Regions from separate parts of the Mus musculus genome. Here all the other regions are linked to region 4. Evidence: chromatin contacts called from ENCODE Hi-C or POLR2A ChIA-PET data. All regions are on one chromosome and are shown on one strand. The core of a region is the stretch at or near the end of the contact, and the rest is flanking DNA. Distances in the headings are between cores, read along the strand shown. Region 1 has its middle 16 kb from the start of C330024C12Rik. Region 2 holds the start of Socs5 (suppressor of cytokine signaling 5). Region 3 holds the start of Pigf (phosphatidylinositol glycan anchor biosynthesis, class F). Region 4 holds the start of Calm2 (calmodulin 2).

What was found. A loop is a pair of places that touch in the nucleus more often than their neighbours do. ChIA-PET counts read pairs that join two places held with the same protein, here RNA polymerase II (POLR2A).
Region 1: POLR2A ChIA-PET joins it to region 4 with 12 read pairs in embryonic stem cell. The contact joins the enhancer-like site here to the promoter of Calm2 in region 4. POLR2A ChIA-PET finds 5 or more read pairs at or near these places in 2 of 5 experiments (Patski and embryonic stem cell).
Region 2: a map of left cerebral cortex shows a loop between it and region 4 (8-fold over the local background). The contact joins the promoter of Socs5 here to the promoter of Calm2 in region 4. A Hi-C loop is called at or near these places in 1 of 37 maps with a recorded cell type or tissue (left cerebral cortex). POLR2A ChIA-PET finds 5 or more read pairs at or near these places in 3 of 5 experiments (Patski and embryonic stem cell).
Region 3: a map of left cerebral cortex shows a loop between it and region 4 (2.8-fold over the local background). The contact joins the promoter of Pigf here to the promoter of Calm2 in region 4. A Hi-C loop is called at or near these places in 1 of 37 maps with a recorded cell type or tissue (left cerebral cortex). POLR2A ChIA-PET finds 5 or more read pairs at or near these places in 4 of 5 experiments (Patski and embryonic stem cell).

Annotation. Positions count from the first base shown.
Region 1 is chr17:87,177,678-87,180,380 of GRCm38, reverse strand. No RefSeq gene overlaps it. Among named protein-coding and RNA genes, the nearest start is that of C330024C12Rik, 16 kb to the left of the region's middle. Within about 2 kb of position 1,302, at least 2 of the 3 ENCODE cell types and tissues checked have a DNase peak (open chromatin) inside an H3K27ac peak, as active enhancers do.
Region 2 is chr17:87,106,393-87,109,092 of GRCm38, reverse strand. Socs5 (suppressor of cytokine signaling 5) reads right to left here and starts at 1,414. Exons shown (of 3, transcript NM_019654.2): 1 at 1,046-1,414. It overlaps Gm30510 (a long non-coding RNA gene), which reads left to right and starts at 1,746. Exons shown (of 2, transcript XR_877091.1): 1 at 1,746-1,835.
Region 3 is chr17:87,024,083-87,026,782 of GRCm38, reverse strand. Pigf (phosphatidylinositol glycan anchor biosynthesis, class F) reads left to right here and starts at 1,382. Exons shown (of 6, transcript NM_008838.1): 1 at 1,382-1,485. It overlaps Cript (cysteine-rich PDZ-binding protein), which reads right to left and starts at 1,222. Exons shown (of 5, transcript NM_019936.3): 1 at 1,108-1,222. The coding sequence starts at 1,123.
Region 4 is chr17:87,445,491-87,448,190 of GRCm38, reverse strand. It overlaps Calm2 (calmodulin 2), which reads left to right and starts at 1,256. Exons shown (of 6, transcript NM_007589.5): 1 at 1,256-1,398. The coding sequence starts at 1,396.

The DNA.
Region 1 (2,703 bases), core at 53-2,552, 270 kb after region 4:
CCAGGTTTCTGAAGCCTGCAGCCTCTCAACTGCAAGCTGTCTCCTTTGCCTGGGCATTTCCTTTTGGAAGACTGTAGCGGTCCAATGGGAAATGCTTGGGGGAGGGGGCACATCTTTGCAGGGTCTAAGGAGATCTATCTAGCCTGGCTTCTTATTAACTCCAGGCCTTTTCAAGTCTTGCTTGGCCTTCAAAGCTGAGTTGAGTCAGACAACATACAGCTTTGCACCAGTGTAGACCCACCGCATAGTGATACCGTCTCGGAGAGCTGTGGCCACACCAGGAAACCCTGCCACAACCCTACCGTAACACTACCGCCGAGCTGCCTCATCCTAGTCCCAGCCCTAGATCGAGCTATTTCCGACTTCTCTTTAGCACTTGGGACCAGCAGACTTGGGGGTGGGGTGGGGTCTTGACTACCCAGGAGAAGGTTTGAGGAGAAAGTTCTTGTCATTCTTATTACACACTAGTTTGGGAAAGACAGACACTGAAAGACCAAAAGACCAGGTCAAGCCTACAGAGCTAGTTGGTGGGTTTTCCCGGAGTCCTGCCCAGCCTGCCCTGCCCATCCAAGCATATGCATCACTCTCACGTTACTTCTGATTTATTCTTTCACTAGTTAATTAATTAATTAATTAATTAATTAATTTTGAAATCTCACAAGTATGCCGTGTACATCAGTCCTATGGCCTTTACATTCTCTCTCTCTTTTTTCAAGTCCCCTCTTCTGGCAGCTCTTGGTCCTCCCAGCGCTGTCTTCCCACCCCCAGCCTCTCAAAGCCCCCACCCCCACAGTGAGCTAGGTAGAGAGAGTTGCAGCCAGGGCTGCTGGGGTAGACCCTATACCCTGCATATGTCCTTGGGAATCTCAAGATCAGGTGGGTGGGGCTGTGTTCCTGGCAGGACAAACAGTCCTGGTTCTAAAGGCCCCAGAGGCCAGGACAGAGTTTTAAATAGTCAGCAACAGGCCGACGGTGTTGTCAGCGTTGACTGAATCAGGTTTAATTGTTGGTTGGTGCTGAAATGATGAATGGGAGGAGGCTTTAAATAGGAACCCTAAGTGTTTCAGCCTCTCCCTGGGTGGGAACTCACTCCAAGTGCGTGTGTCTCCTATTCAAAGAGTCCCCTGGAGGCAGAGGCTGTGGGCGGCACCGGGCCCAGTTCCTCCTGCTTCCTAGGGGTGGGCTAGGAGTTCCTGGACAGAGATCCAAGAAGGGCCTGCTGGGGGCTGGAGAAGGAGAGCTTGCTGATTTAGTAATCCCTAGATCAACCCATCTAGCCATCTGTCATTTTTCTCACTGAGCCTGCCCCGTCACAGTCCCCACGGTGGCGCACCTGCTGCCTCCCGGCTTCACTCTGTACCCTGTTCATCTGAGGAGGTGTCTGCAGAGAAAGCAGGTTTACAACTGGAGTCCAAACTCAAATGTCTTGGCTCTGTTCCCAAGCTAGCTTCCCTAGGCTCTCAATGTCTTTGTTGGATAACCTGAGGAATGGCCCAGTGAAGCCCAGGAGAGGCGTGGAGATGGTCAGCTGAGCATCTGCGCTGTTGCTGTCAAAAGGAGCTCGGGCTGCAAAGGGTTCTCAAGCCCCTCCCCCACCTCACAGCCTGCTGGGGTTGTTGGGGATCAGGGGGAGAGGATCTAGAAGGAAAGACAGTTTCCAAGAACAGGCAGAGACCCCCCAAGCAGATGGCAGGTTCTGCATATTGCTTGCTAAAAGTCCCCTGCACTTGAGGCTGAGTCGAGGGCCACCTTCCCACAGATTCCTCGCTTCACTCCTAGCTGCGGTCCCTGCAGGTACTAGTGGTCTGTACACTCACGCCTTGGCTCTCTTTGAGAATGTGTGAATGTGTGCTGCCTCTCTGCCCTCGGTATCTCTTGAGTTTCACCACTGATGCTCATGTTAGGGGTTCGAATCTCTCTTCTCAGGTTGAGGGTTTGAAGCTGACCCTGGGTGCATGTGACTGTATGTGACTGTATAATGACAAAGGTTTTTCTTTTCCTTTTTTTTTTCTAATGTTGGGTGCCTTCAGAGATTGTTCTGGTTGAATCTGCTAAGATAAAAACAGACAGTAAATTGACAGGAGAAAAGGCACAGGTGTCAAAACTTTGTAATACATCAAACAGGCCAGGTGGAGGCTGCAGAGGGGGCTCTTCAGTTAAGAGGACTTGCTGTTCTTACAGAGAACTGAATTTAGATCCCAGCACTCAGAAGGTCACTCACACCATCTGTAACTTCAGGTCCAGAGGATCCAATGCTCTTTTCTGGAATGCCATACACAGCATGCAAATGGGCAAAATACCCACACACATAAAATACAAATAAATCATTTTTAAAATTTTTTTTATTTTAAAAAAAGTGGGGGGCAGGTGGCTAAAGTTTAAACGTCATGCTGGATTACAGAGAAGTCTCAACTAGGGGCTTGGGATTCTAGGGAACGGGGAGAAGAGAAGTGCTTCAGGGCGAGCAAAGATTCTAGAATAGAAGGTTACTTGAAGCAGGTCTCTGTGGGCAAGCTGTCTGATCTCTGGTCCCCTTTTCTTTTGAGTTCAGTGAGGGACTAGAGAGGAAACCATGAAAACTGCAACTCCCCTGAAGAAAATCTCCCTCACAGACAATGCCCCAGAGAGCTTCTTTCCCTCCAGGATGGGGGGGGGGGAAGGGGGGGGCAGGGGGGAGTGGGGGGGGGGGAGAAAGGAGACACA
Region 2 (2,700 bases), core at 165-2,664, 340 kb after region 4:
ACCGCTTCCTGCTGTGTCTTCCTTCCGTTGCTAGGCCGATTTCAAAAAGGGACTATGAATCCGAGAGACTATTAAGATTAAAGTACGCATTTGACTAAATTCCCAACTGTTAGAACACTCGAGCTCATTTTAGCAGAGCCTTCTAACACCAGCATCTTTTTCATTTCATTCCTTAAAGAGAAACCATTTTTAAACTTCTATAGAACATGCAGTTCAATTTTACACGGCCCTGTAAAGAAACAGTTAAAAGCAAGCATGACTTAATCGTCTTCTAGGATAAATGTCAGTAAATCGTAATAGGACAGTCTAGCCTAGTGTTAACTTTGAAAGGAGCAGGCCTCCGGTGTAGATGAGAAGCTGCTGTAAGAATGTCAAGGTGTAGTTGGAAGAATGTCCAGGAGAACTGGTAACTGCCCAACCCCATCAAATATATACATACAATTTAAAATAAGGAATCACTGACGAAGTCCAGCAGCCAGCCACCTTTTGCTTGGAACACCAAAATAAAAAAATGCCAAAAGCTCGTGGCTGACCCCCATAGCCTTCAAAGTTGAGAACCAAACCAAGGGTATTCACGTTGTTCCTCAGCATCCTTCTGTCAATGCAACTCCCTCTCCACAAACTCACTCCGCTTCAGCTACTCGAATGCCCAAGTCCCAGCACCAAAGAACCATTTATTAAAAGCTCAAGGACTTGGAGCGGGGTCTTCCTTGCGGCCGCCTCCGCATCCTGTAATAACCACCCCAGGTTAAACCCCCCAGAGATGCTCCAGTCTTTTCCCGCATCCACGCTCCCCGGTCCTTCCTTCACGTCCCGGTAGACCTTTTATCGTCGCCCTTGAGGACCCTCAGGTCGGAGCTATGGAGCTCTTAGGTGACCTGCCTGGACCCCCTCTACCCTTGGCAGTGGGCACCGACGACCTCCCCCACCCAGTCTCGACCCACCACGACCCCGATGACGAATGCCCTCCTATCGGCCCCAGACGACCCCTTCTTCCCCTTAGGTGTCCCGACTCCCACCGAAAAGCAATTCCTCCGAGACGTACCGAGAGCCTACTGCGAGTAAGCTCCCACTACGCGCGGCGGCACCGTGCGCAGGGGCTCAACGCCCCGGCTTGTCTTCCTCTTCCCGGCGGATCCATCCCGGCCCGAGGGCCGTGCCGCCTGCGCCGAGGTGCGGAGGCGCCCACCGGAGGAGGACTGCGCCGGGGGAAAACGGGGACCCGGGCAAGGAGAGGCGGCCGCTTGAGGGCAGGCGCCGGGCGACCGCGGGGGACACTCAGCGGCCGGGACACGCGCGGCGGCCTCATCCAGGGCACCTGCGGCCAGGCAAGGATGGGCCGGGGCAGCGCAGTCAGCGACAGGGCGAGCGCGACCGCCCGCGCGTCCCGTCCTCCGCTCCTGCCGGGCCGGCGGCGCAGCCTCGCTTCCTCCGGACGGAGCCCGGGGACCCCAGCTCGGCCGGATGCCCCCGCCAGCCCCCACCCCTTCCCGGCCGCCTCCCCCTCGTCACCCTCTCCCCTCCCCCCGCCCCCCCAGCCCCCCACCGGAATGGAAAATACCTCCCGGGGTGGGGGGCGGGCTGGGCCACGCCTCTCTGAAGGGCAGCCTACCGTGACCAATGGCAGGCGGGGCTCCAGGTGGGCGGGACTCCCGGCGGCCAATCCAGAGGCGGGTAGGTGAAGGCCGGAGGAGGGAGGCTGGGAGCTAAAGAGGGGAGGCCGGCGAGTTAAGGAGGTCCGGCCGCGCTGGTGCGTGCTGTGCGCGGCTGCCATTTTGGAGTCGGGCAGCTGAGACAAGCGGCCGGGTTCGGCCGAAGAGGGAGGAGCCAGTCAGGTGGGAGAGAGGCTGACACGTGGGCGGGGTGGGCGGGGCCAAGCGGGCTCGGACTGGAGGGGAGGGGGAGAGGCCCGGGAGGCTAGGAGGCTGGAGAGGGTCACGTGGCCGTGGAACGGGCTAGGGGTGGGCGCTCGGGTGGAAGGTCAACCCGAGGTGCGGGTGGGGAGTAGCTTTGTTCCTTTGGGCTCCGTTAGGGAGACCAAGGGGAAAATGCTGAATGGAGGTTGCGAGTGCCGGGTAGGAAAAAAATGTGAATGAGTCTCCCTAGCTCCCTTCAGCATGGAGCCATCCGAGTCACTGAATTCCAATATTCAACGGGAAACCGGGCACCTCATTGAATTCAACTCTTCCTATCCAGGCTCTCAGCTGCCACGAAGATGAGTCATACACGAGGGGAGGGGTGTTGTCGCTTCCTCTCTTTGCTTGCATTTTATGTGGATCGCCCCGGCCGTGGAAATGACAGCAAGGACAGAGAAGTGAATGGGGGGTTGTGATACCCGCGAGACTCCTCAGCTGCCCCTTTAGAACCGTGGTTACCACCGCTTCTTGGCCTTTTGGCTAAGATCAAGTGTAGAACCGTGGTTACCACTCGTAAGCTAACTGGCCACTTCTTAGACATACTACTTTCCGGTGCTCAGACAAAAAGACTTGTTTACTTCATGATTCAAATACAGTAGTCTGTTCCCCCTGCGTATCTCCCCAAAGTGGTCCTTCTATCAGCGGCATACACATAGGGTCACACACACCTTAGTCCGGTTTGTTTGAAACAGTCTCACTGTATAGCCTAGCATGATTTGGAACGCAATATGTAGCCCAAGCTGTCTTCTAGGTAATGGTGCTCCTACTTCAACCTGCTGAATAT
Region 3 (2,700 bases), core at 133-2,632, 420 kb after region 4:
TCCCACTTTCGAAAAGAATAAAAAACCGTTTAAGAATGGCACAGCTCTGGAGGGGTGTCTGTGTCCAGAGTTCTACATACTGAGGGGCTATGAACAAAATGGGTCCTGTATATCCGCCAGTAACTGAGATGTGGGTTGAATCTTGTCAGAGAAGGCTGTCTAGCCCATGAAAGAGATCAAGAGAAGAAAGTTGTTTTTAAACGAATCATCAGCTTTTGCAGCTACCAAAAAAAAAAAAATTAAATATTTACAACAAATCTTAAGGGTTTCATTGGAATTACTGAATGGTAACTAAAAGGGTTAAAAAGACCTTTCTAAAAGCCAGGGGTGACTACTTAAAGATTTCTTTGGTGGTGATGAGACTCTCTCCTTCACCTGACCCAAAGCTGTGAGTATTAATGAATTGACGGGATGGCTCAAAATATCCAATTTAACTTAATTTCAGATAGCCACTGAAGTAATTTTTAAAATAAAATCTAGCCGGGCGGTGGTGGTGCACGCCTTTAATCCCAGCACTGGGGAGGCAGAGGCAGGCGGATTTCTGAGTTCGAGGCCAGCCTGGTTTACAGAGTGAGTTCCAGGACAGCCAGGGCTACACAGAGAAACCCTGTCTCGAAAAACCAAAAATAAATAAATAAATAAATAAAATCTGTATTAAATGCGGCATGTTTTGTAGTAAGGAAAAGCAGAAAGTCAAGATTTAAACATTATTCGGGACATATTAATAATACTGGAAATTAACCATTGCTTATAATCTTAAGATGTAACCGAGAGCCTGGAACTTATACTTGTGACATCTGTCAACTCTTGATGCTACCAGAAAGATCGTGAAGATCCGATTTAAGCCTCCGAGAGCCAATCAAGAAGTTGTAACGGAGGAGACCCAGAAGGGGCGCGAGGACGACAACAGAAACAAACACAAGAGGCGCAGAACTGAAGCCATTCTCAACACAGAGCGGAAGGCTATGCTTACGGGACAGGCAAGAAGGGCCGAGGGGCAGGGTAGGAAGACACCGGTTACGCCACAGACCAGCAGGGGAAAACCAGAGAAATCCCGAGAGAACTTCTCAGCCCTCCACCTCCCCCAGAAGCAGCCCCTGAACTTACACTTTTCACACACCATCCTTACATGGGGGTGTCCCTGTGCCCTCAGCCGGCAAAGCAGGAGCAGCAACCCAAACACAACAACGCCCCAGCGGAGACGACTTCCTCTTCCGGCTACGTCAGCCCGCTTCCGGACTCTCAGCCCTCCCGCTCCGGCCTATCCCGTACCTAGAAAGTCGCGGGAGGGATAAACGCGAGCTGATGGGCGGGGCTGCTCTCATTATCCCGCCCCTTCTCGTCAACGATTGGCTGTGCGCTTGTGAGTTCCCCCCGCCCCCTCGCTTTCTGGTCTGCGCCTGCGCCAGGGGCCATGCCAGCCTGTAGCACCTGAGGGTGGGAGGCGGTGGTGTCCCCCTTCCCTTCGGCGGGCGGGAGAGTTAGGTAAGCCGGTGGCGGGTTGCTTCTCACACTCGCCCGGGGCGGGTGCAGGTCGCACCGCCGACCGCTGCGGTGACTTCCAGGGCGCCACGCTTCCGGCGGACCAGAGGATGCCCTGCGCTACCGACCCTCTGAGATGCCGGCGTCTATCACAGTCTCTCAGGGGACTCCGACCTCAGGTCACCGGGTCGGCCGCACGGGCTCTCTCTATGATGGCGACCTCCAGTTGCCCACACTGCGCCGTCCGAGGCTGGGACGGAGCCACCTGGGTGGGGTGGAGCTGCGGTCCGCACCTGAGCAAAGGCTGCTCAGGAGGAGGGCTCGGGAGCAGCCAAGCCTTCCGACCCCGTTCTCACGGGATCGCGAGTCCCGAGGGCGGCTTCCCAGGTGTGGTGTCCTGGGTCGGGGACTCGCTCGCCGGTGTCACCTTTGCGTTTGGGTACCGCTCGCGCTCGCCGTGTTAGATGGGTGTTTGCCGGTGGCCTAGGATGGATTTCTGATCGCGCTTCCTGCCTGACCCCGCAGTGGAAGGGAGAATCTGAGAAACTTTCCCCAAGTCTTTTCACGGCTATGCGTTCTTGTCCCGACCCTGGAGGATTTCTTCTTGTTTAAAGAGGCGATGCTTGAAATGGCTTGTGCGTGTGTAACCTTGGCCGTATCTGCTAACTTGTTCATCCAGTTTTCTTAATCAGTATCATTTGCTTTTGAAAACGATAAGTGTGAATGAAATGAGGGCTAATAGCACCATGCCCAGACTTGCGCTTTTACCTTTCCTGCTAGTTCCTCACCCTGCGGTGTGGATGTTACTTTTTGGGCCCGATTTTTACTACATTGTAACATGTGTTACTTTTAAGTTCTTAATTAACTTTAGTCAGTATAACATAGAAACTGTTCTCTAGGTCAAATATATGTATTTAGAGACTGGAAACTATTGTTTCTCCTCCCACTCGCGTTCTGCTATTACCATTATTTAACATCTGTACAGACAGTGTGAGCCCTTAGTGTAGCATAATGACCATCTTAAGATGGTCCTCCACCATTTGCATATCTAAGTGTATACTTGGCTGTCATTTGGGAACTGCAGTGATTTTCGCCAAAAAAGTAAAATTAGTTGCTGGTGTCTGGCACATGTCCCCTTTGTAGAAACCAGTCACAAATATTTAAATTTTTACAGGAATTTTCTTTTTGAGGCTCTGAAAGATAATGTATACCATATTA
Region 4 (2,700 bases), core at 7-2,506:
GAAAGGGTGTCAGCTTTGTTAGTGCTAATTAGAAGGCCGCTTAATGTCTGGTTTCCATGACTGAAAGAGGGCCCAGCTCTGGCTTCATTAAAAGATATGTTTAAAGGTGTGAGGGATGTCTAACTTAGGTAAAGGAGGTTAAAATGGACTCTCCGAGTGGGTGCATATAGCTGTTAGCACCGAAATGTTCTTGCTGAACGGGGAAACTATCCTGAAGGCAGGCTTCTTTCTGAAGTTGAGGTTTCATCTTGCCTTGCTTTTTACAAAGTGATTGCTCTCCACGGTTTGAGGGTTTGCATGGTGGTGCTTTTTCAACTGGGAAGTTCTTTCTGCCTTCGCCATCTTCCTAATTCTCTCTGGGCCGTGGCTGTTCCATCAATCTTCTCTGGGCACTGTATTTTGAGGATGGAATCCTTATTTTCCTCTCTAACCCCCATCATCCTTTTCTGGTTGTCTACTTTGGGCTTCTAATTTCAGAGGGGCTCCTTGGGGAGACCGACAGCACACACTCTCGGATACAGTGGGTTTGAGTAGCTTTCTGATAAATTACTGCTAGGAAAGAGAAGCGAAGGGTAGGCATAAACGGAAGCCCCTTTTTTGATTAGCTTGTCAGCTGAGCTGCATGGGTTCGGCACCGTGTAATGAAAAACGACCGGCCTCCCTATGCAGCAACGCTGAGAAGCTGGGCGCGCTGGGTGGGTGTTTACTGGGGGGGGGGGGTGTCCTTCAGTTTTATTTATTTTTTGTTTTGGCCCGTGTTGTTTTTGTCAGCAGCACCTCCATACGGGGCGGGAAGGTGAGTGTGTGCGTGTGTCTGTGGCAGGCAGGACGGGTGGAAGAAGGTCCTCCAGCCGAGCGCAGAGAGAGCCACGCTGCCGCCTGGCGCAGTTGCCAGGACAGCGCGGCGCGAGCAAGCAACGGCAGAAGCCGCAACCGCGTTCCGGCTGCGAGAGAAAGTGACGCATTGCAGGTACAAATCAGCCAATCAGCAGCAAGCTCAACGAGGTTCGCCTGGTCGACCGCCACCGCGGTGCTCCTCCGCGCCGCAAAGTAGCTCCTGCCAGGCGCGGTTCCCCCGGCCTTTTAACGGCTTGCCTGGGAGTGGAACCCACTTACGTCATCCGTCCCCCTGCTCCCCTTTCTCTCTTGCGTGTCTGCCCAGTGACTGCGGAGAAAGGGGGTCTCCCGGAGAGTTGGGGGGGGGGAGGGGGCGGGGGCTGGCCGGGACTCGTTCGCTAGGTTCCGTTATCTGGATGAGGCGGAGGGATCTGGCGGAGGGAGGCGGAGGGAGGTGTTTATGAGGAGCTGGGGGCGGAGGAGGAGAATTAGTCCGAGTGGAGCGAGCGAGTCGAGCGGTTGTCTGGTCGCGTCTCGGAAACCCGTAGCCCTTGCAGCATGGTGAGTGCGTAGCTGAGCGGCCGGCGCCCCGCGGGTCGGGGAAAGATGCTGAAGCGGATTGACTAAAGAGGGGACCTCCCCTCTCAGAACTGTCCTCGCCAGAGGGACGGCACCAAAAAAAAAAAAAAAAAAAAGCCAGGAGGCCCCCCGCGACACTTGTGTCGCAGGTGTCCCCCACCCCTGTCCTCTTGGGTTCCCTTTTAGATGAGTCGGGGGACCGCTGCGGGGCTTGGCCGGGGGAGGATGGATCTGGGGTGCGGGGCCGTGGGCTCGGTCGAGAGAGCAGAGCAGGAGGGGCTGCGGCCGAGGCGGCGCCAAAGGTCAGCCCCGGGGGCCGGATTCAAACCGCCAACGGCCACCGCCGAGCGAGCGCGGGCGCCAGGAAGCGCCTTTGTCCGCCCGGCCGCCATGCGCGGGGGGTGGGGTGGGGAGGAGCGCGGGGCCCCGAGGCGAGCGGGCGCCGTTAGCCCGCATCCCCGCGAGGCCGGGCCGGGCCGGGCCGGGGGCGCGCCCCGTGGGTCCAGCCCGTGCGGGGACCCCCGCCGCGGGGGTCGGGTGGGGTGAGCGCGCGGGGCCCCGAGCCGCCGCCCTACGCGGCTCGGCTCGGCTCGCGCCCCAGCTGCTGCGCTGGCACCTGCAGGACTGCGGAGGTCTGGGCGGCCCGCGGCGCTGCGGGGATGGGCGGGGGAGGGGACCCCAGCAGTCCCCCCTCCCCCTCCGCGCAGGGCTGCTGCTGCTGCTGCTTGTTCACTCCATCTGGTGCTGGCTTCCGCTACCCAGACTGGATGATTAATTTTTTTTTCTTTTTTTAAATCGTTGAAGAATACAAGCTTTTGCTGGAAGTCGGGCGCTTTCTCAAAAAAAAAAAAAATAGAGCTCGTAAAGGGAAAGCAACCGACCTCAGTTAGGGTCTCAAAGGCGTTTTTCGGCCCCCATGAGCTAGTGGAAGTAGCAATTAAGGGGCGGGTCGCTAAATTCTTGAGTGCTCAGGTGCACTCCTGTTCACCTCTACCACACGCAGAGTTCCTTGAAAACGACTTGCGTTTCAGAGTGGAAGTTGCCATCTGATCTTAGTTCTTACGGACAGTTCACCTATGCAATAATGGCCGTCAGTAACTGTACACTTAAAGAGTGTAAAAGAGAGCAGGAGATTTTAGAAAGAGCTTTGAAAAATAAGTCCCTCTTCGTGTTTTCTGTTTTAAAAAAATTAATGAGGACGATAATTTGCAATACTTATTTTACTCCCTTGCCAAATGGTTACAGCAATGGGTGTGTCCAGGAGGCAAGGTGACATCTTAAACA